2 separate regions of the Homo sapiens genome follow, and region 1 is linked to region 2. Evidence: chromatin loops called from intact Hi-C (ENCODE). Cell type or tissue: heart right ventricle. All regions are shown on one strand. Links, peaks and the distances in the headings refer to the core of each region. The heading gives the core; the rest is flanking DNA.

Evidence for each region. Hi-C counts contacts between places; a loop is a spot of excess contacts. Peaks named below come from ENCODE experiments on the same cell type or tissue, not always from the same donor. Only the 100,000 strongest peaks of a DNase experiment are listed, where the experiment ranks them.
Region 1: a loop joins it to region 2, with 2.1 times the contacts of the local background. A loop is called at or near these places in 8 of 110 quality-filtered maps.

The regions. Positions count from the first base shown.
Region 1 is chr3:30,293,564-30,296,482 of GRCh38, forward strand. All of the region lies in intron 1 of LOC124909358 (a long non-coding RNA gene), which reads left to right. Among named protein-coding and RNA genes, the nearest start is that of LINC01985, 220 kb to the right of the region's middle. In heart right ventricle, for the core only: no CTCF peak of the experiment used is centred there; no DNase peak of the experiment used is centred there; H3K27ac peaks cover 807 bases.
Region 2 is chr3:30,679,711-30,682,629 of GRCh38, forward strand. All of the region lies in intron 5 of TGFBR2 (transforming growth factor beta receptor 2), which reads left to right. Among named protein-coding and RNA genes, the nearest start is that of TGFBR2, 75 kb to the left of the region's middle. In heart right ventricle, for the core only: no CTCF peak of the experiment used is centred there; DNase peaks (open chromatin) are centred at 1,281, 1,761 and 2,381; H3K4me3 peaks cover 444 bases; H3K27ac peaks cover 2,500 bases.

The DNA of each region.
Region 1 (2,919 bases), core at 231-2,730, 390 kb before region 2:
CTTTCTCTAAATAGACTCTGATTTTGAAATTCTAATTAAATGTTATATTTTGTTCTACAAAAAATAAGCACCTTCATTATTTTGGATGAAATTACTGGGTATCTCACCCAATTATTCATAGCTTTGAAACATGAGTTACTGCTTCTTGTCATTTTGTCAGTGGGTTGAAAACCCTCTTCCAGGAATGCCGTGAATTCTTGATGAATACTGAAGAGACAGGAGATCTGGGATACCAGGGTTGATCTGCACTGTGTGTGTAGGAAGTTCAACTGCTGTAGGTGCTGGAACATTAATTTGGATGCCAACATTTCTTTTGCATAAAAATGGGATGTATGAATCTCCTACTTTGCTTCGGTTGGCTTGAGTCCTTTGTCTTCTGAACACTTTCAATAAAAACTCTGAAGAGCTTCTCATCACTGTAGAATATAGTACAACTGCGTAAAGTTGCCCTCCAGGACCTGCAGATTCCAACCTCTGCCTGACTCCAAAGTCGTCATCTTGCGTCATTCTCCCTTCACCCACATTGTGCTCCAGACACATTTTCCTTCAGTTTCTCTAATAAATACAACACGCTTCTCACTGCTTAAGACAGCTGTTTATAAATAAATTCCCACTGCCTGGAATGCTCTCCTCTCCTTCACCTGGCTTACTCTCCCTTGCTCTAAAGTTTCTGCCTAATAGGATTTCATCCTGACCTCCCAGACCACGTGAGGCATATTTTCATAAGACTATGTGTTTTAGGTTTGAATTTCTAAGGGAAATTCAAACTATTACTAAGGGAATAGTTGTTCCCTTAGTAATAAATAGTTTTGTCCCAAGGTTAGTAGGAACTGAGAATAAAGAGGAGGAACACTTGGATTCTTTCAATCCTCTTTTTCCTTCTTTCCAACTCTAGTTCCCCAGAGAATAAAGTCAAGGAAACAGGAACTGAAAAAAAAAGCAAATGCTTGAAGGATAGAGTTGGCTATGCGTGAGCCCACACATCCTGCAGCTTTCCTAGCCTAGTGGGGATAAGAGGAGTAAGGCGCACTTCAGAATGAAGCCACAGTGGGGAAACCATCCGTGAAACTACTTCACCTGGGCAATTATCAGTCTCTGCTGCCTGCTGGGTCTTTCTACACGGCTCTGAGCACTGAGCTCCTTGCCTTTAGTATTGATGCTCTAGGCACAACCTTGATCCCAACTTATACTTACTAATTTTAGCCAGCGCCCTGCTCTGCCCTTATTTTACACAGTTTACTTAAATGAAGAGCATATTCTGATGACTACAAATGTATTTCAGCTTTATAATTTTCATATGCAATTTTCTATACTCACAAATAATATTTTCACACAATTCCTGAAACTTAACTGGCAATAATCCAAAGACTTATGGATAGATAAAAGGGAAGGAGGCCTCCGATGAGTTGAGGACTGATATGAATCTACAATTTGTAACCTATCACACATCTCATACTTTCTTTATTAGTAAAGATTGAAATAATTAATTATGTACTTTTCTAATTATTTGTTCATTGTTTGTTTCCACCCCAGTAGTCTGTATACTTCATGAGGTTTGTTCATTGTTTTATCCCCACTGATTAAAATACAATAGATGCTCAATGAATATAGAGCAAATGAATAAATGATACAATAAAATGGGAGAGGGAGGAAGAGGCTGTAGGAGAAAACAAAAAAAAAATTCTATGTTTTTACTGTATTTTCTTACTAGCTCAGGGCTGCAACAGTATATGCTCACCAACTCTTCCTCTAGCTTCTCTTGCTGTTCTTCTCCAAGCATAAATTTTAATTTCTTTATCATGGGCTTAAGTGCTCCACAACTGAAGAAAATAAGTCACTCATTTTTGTGGCTGTGGAGATAACACTTTAAAAATTGGTTTTCAAATTTGCTTAAATCTTATTGAAATGTATAGGGATATAAGATATTTTAGTGTAAGTCGTAAGTATTTTTTGTTTTTGTTTTAAACCTAATCTAAAAAGTTAGTTGTGAGTAGTCATTATTCACAGATACTGAAGGAGTTCAATATGCATTCCATATTGTATTTTCAAATTGCACTTTCAAATTGCATTTGAATAGAAATTCAAATGCATTCAATGCATCTCATATAACACAAGAGACCAGTAAATAGATTGCAGAGGCTTCCTTGAAATGCAGATTTAAAAAAAAATTGTCTCTAGACTAGGAAAAATTAGTTGTAGTGGTGTGTATGACCATGGAAATTCATCCCTGGGATTGCAGCCTACATGTTTGGGCTTCCCTTTGAGGTGAGAATAAAAATTAAAGCATGGATTGAGCAACAGTAAATTCCAACAATACTTCTGAGTAGCTGAAGACAGACTAATGTTATCATTGGGGTTCATTTTTAAAAGTTTCTGACAACAATCTAATCTGAGACCTATAAAAATAGTTTGTCAGTTTAAAACATCAAATTGAGTTGCAAGAGATATTCTAATACAGGTCTAAAAATAAGAGTAGGAATTTGGATGAACTGTGTGAGTGCTCATGTTCATTCCAGTTGATGGCTTGGTGTTAGAAAAAGGCACCCATTGTGTGTGGAGAAGGAAGGACCCAGGCAGGAGCGTAGCAAAGGCCATGGGTCAACTTTCACTCCCACCTTGAATAGGTACTTGTACACGACACAAACCATGGAAACATAAGTTATGGCTCTGCTTCCAGTTTTAGCAAGATATGAAATACATTGATAAAGTTTAATAAGAATGATTCCTGTTGGGGTTTGATACTTTTTAATACATTTATGCTCTTTTAATTAGGCTGAGAGGCAATTTTACAAAATTATTAAAGACATGGGCTCTGACCTAAGACAGAACTTCATTTAAATTCTGAATTTGTCACCCTCTAATTCAGTGACCTCTCTGGGCTCTCTATAAGCCTCAGTAACTTCAACTGCAATATTGAAA
Region 2 (2,919 bases), core at 254-2,753:
GCTCAGGAAGTGCGAAAGTTGTGGAGCCAGGAATCAAAGCCCTGTTGTCTGACTCTGTAGCTCACAGGCCTTAGTATTCCTGGTATACTGCTAGCCTGGCCAATGGAGAACGTATTTAAAATAGTAGCTATGGCCATGTACAGGTACAGGCTCACGCCTGTAATCCCAGCACTTTGGGATGCTGAGGAAGGCAGATCATGAGGTCAGGAGTTTAAGACCAGCCTGGCCAAGATGGTGAAATGCCATCTCTACTAAAAATTAAAATATTAGCCAGGCATGGTGGCGGGTGCCTGTAATCGCAGCTACTCAAGAGGCTGAGGCAGAGAATTGCTTGAACCCGGGAGGCGGAGGTTGCAGTGAGCTGAGATCGTGCCACTGCACTCTAGCCTGGGCGACAGAGCGAGACTCCATCCCCCCCGCCCCCCAAAAAAAATAGTAGCTATGATTCCTATGATCAGTATGGATACGATAGTCAGAGCTACTCTGTGCATCCTGGCAGTAGATATGAAGCCTTCCAGCAGAAGCTGAGGAGACAATCACATGTTTGAGGAACATTCAGTGATGGCCTCACTTCTCTGGGTGAATCCCTGTTAACAGAATCCAAGGCTGTTAATTTGTGTAGCAGGTCACAGTATTGATACCTTAAAATTTGAGATAACTGTTTTATCTTTATTTCCCTAAAGATATATTTATTCATTCATTCACTCAAAAAGTATTTATTGAGTACCTATTGTGTCGCAGGCATTGTTTAAAATGCCAGGGATACAGCAGTTTAAAAAGCAGTGTCTTTCTTTGAGAGACAGGAAGTCTAGTGAAGAGCCAGTATTTTAGGGACAGGTAATGAACAAAGAGATTATGTAATATAATGTTGGAGTTGGGTGGGGTGGGTGGGATGATTTTAGAAAGAAAAATAGACTTGGGGGATAGATAATGAAAGAGGCTGTCATTTCAGACATTTTAATCCTCTGAAAGAATACAAAAGAAAAAAAAAAGAAAACAAATCTTTCAGAATTGTTTGAAGTAAGAACAAGACAAGAGGAGGTGATTGGTGTGTTACTGTTCTACGAAAAAGGAGAAAAAGCTTCATGAAATCGCCATTCAGCAAGGACAGAACTGGAGATGGCTTCTCTTTTACAAAGAAATCTCTGTCCCAGGCTTTCAGTCTGTTTGGTGTTCATACAAGTGTTTGTGTGTTGTGTGGAAGGCGGGTGAAGGCGGGTGAAGGCGGTCCTGTTCAGGGCCCCCTTTGGTGAACACAGCAGGCAAAATACTCTCGTCATCCCCAGCCAAACTGGCCTGCAAGCACACTGACTTCCACATCCCTAGCATTTAGGCCTTTGAATAGAAGCTGACACGTAGCAGCCAGCTGAACAAGTATTTAATGAGGAGCAACACAACTCCAAGAAGGGCTCCTTAGTGTATTGTCAAGTTGCTGCAGCCTTGTGAGATGAAAAAAAAAAAAAAAAAAAAAGTGCAAATGAACCAAAAAGAAAGGGAAGGGGCTGGGGGAAGAAAGAGACAGAAAAAAAGGAGGCGTTGGAGAGACGGCTGAGGAGAGACCAGGATTGAAACGCTTCATTTTCCTGGATTTCAAGGGAGCACAGTCTGGAAAGCAGATATGAAAACTCGGGGGTACTGCTTTGGGGAAAACCATCAACAACTTTGCTGCCCTGTTACATTGGGACTACAGTCAAAACAGCAGCTGTGCACCAGATGCTGACTTTCCGAGGAATACCATTGCTGTCCCAGAGACCTGCCCTCTGAGGGTTGTGGAACTGGGAAGAGACAGGCAAGCGTAGTTTTCTCTTAAGAGCCTTTTGAGACAAATTAAAAGAAGCTGCGAGGGCCGGGCGGTTGCGGGTGGCTTCCATCAGTGAAAAGACTGCAGAGAGAGGTGGCGGGAGGGAGATGGAAGTAAGAGAAAGTCGTTCTCAAGCAGTGAAATAAAGAGGTTTTTTAGAAAAGATGCCGTTTGAGGCACTCAGGGAAATTCTGAGGTGTTCAGCCCCGTCTGTCTGGCTTCAGAAACAGTCTGAGGGTGAGACAAAGACTTGGTTTGATGAACTAATTCTGCTGTGTAGGCATATGTCTTGGGTGGAGTGCCTCCAACCCTGGAACAAGAATTTGAGTACTAGTAGTTTATTTGGGAAGAGATTGCAGGAAATGCCAGTAAGAGAATGAGGAAATGAGTCAGGAAAGGGAAGGAAACCAGTAAAGGATATCTTATCAAGTGGGTTACCACCATGGGCAACTGGAGTATAACTACGAGCAGAACACACACCTCAGTGTCATACCACCTGACTCAAAGGAAGCTGGGTGTTTTATCTTTCCAATTCCCATCAGTTTGCTGGAGGGCTGCTCCAGGCCGAGCTGGGAGGGTTCACTCCAGCCCTTCTGCCTGTTCCTCCTGGAGTTGGGCCAGCCTAACCGGAAGAGCCAGTGCAATGGGGTTGGGAGGTGGCGGTGCAGCTGGCCCTGCAGCATCACACTGAATAATTGTAGGGGGCATATGTGACTATTCTTATTTTGTGGATATAGGAAGTGAGGCACAAACTCTTGGCATCTCTTTTCTAAGTCCTCATATCTACTTTTTAAAGGAGTCAGGGCAAAAACAACAAATAATACTTACAATGCATATTGTTAGCTCTTCCACTTTTGAAGTGCTAAACTCAGTCATACTCTCTAAGCCTTCGCTTTTTCTCTTAGAGGCAATTCCAATTTTTTTTAAAAAGGTGGTTCTTGTTATAGGTTAGCCAGGTGTAACATTTTCTCTGGACTCAGCCCACACACTCCTGAACTTGCTTTTTATGCAGTTCTTCACAAGAGAGAGGCCCAAGGTCAAGCATCATTTGATCAAATGTGCAAAGAGGAACTGCATTAATTCTATTGCCAACTATGCCCCAATCTGATGCCTGTAGC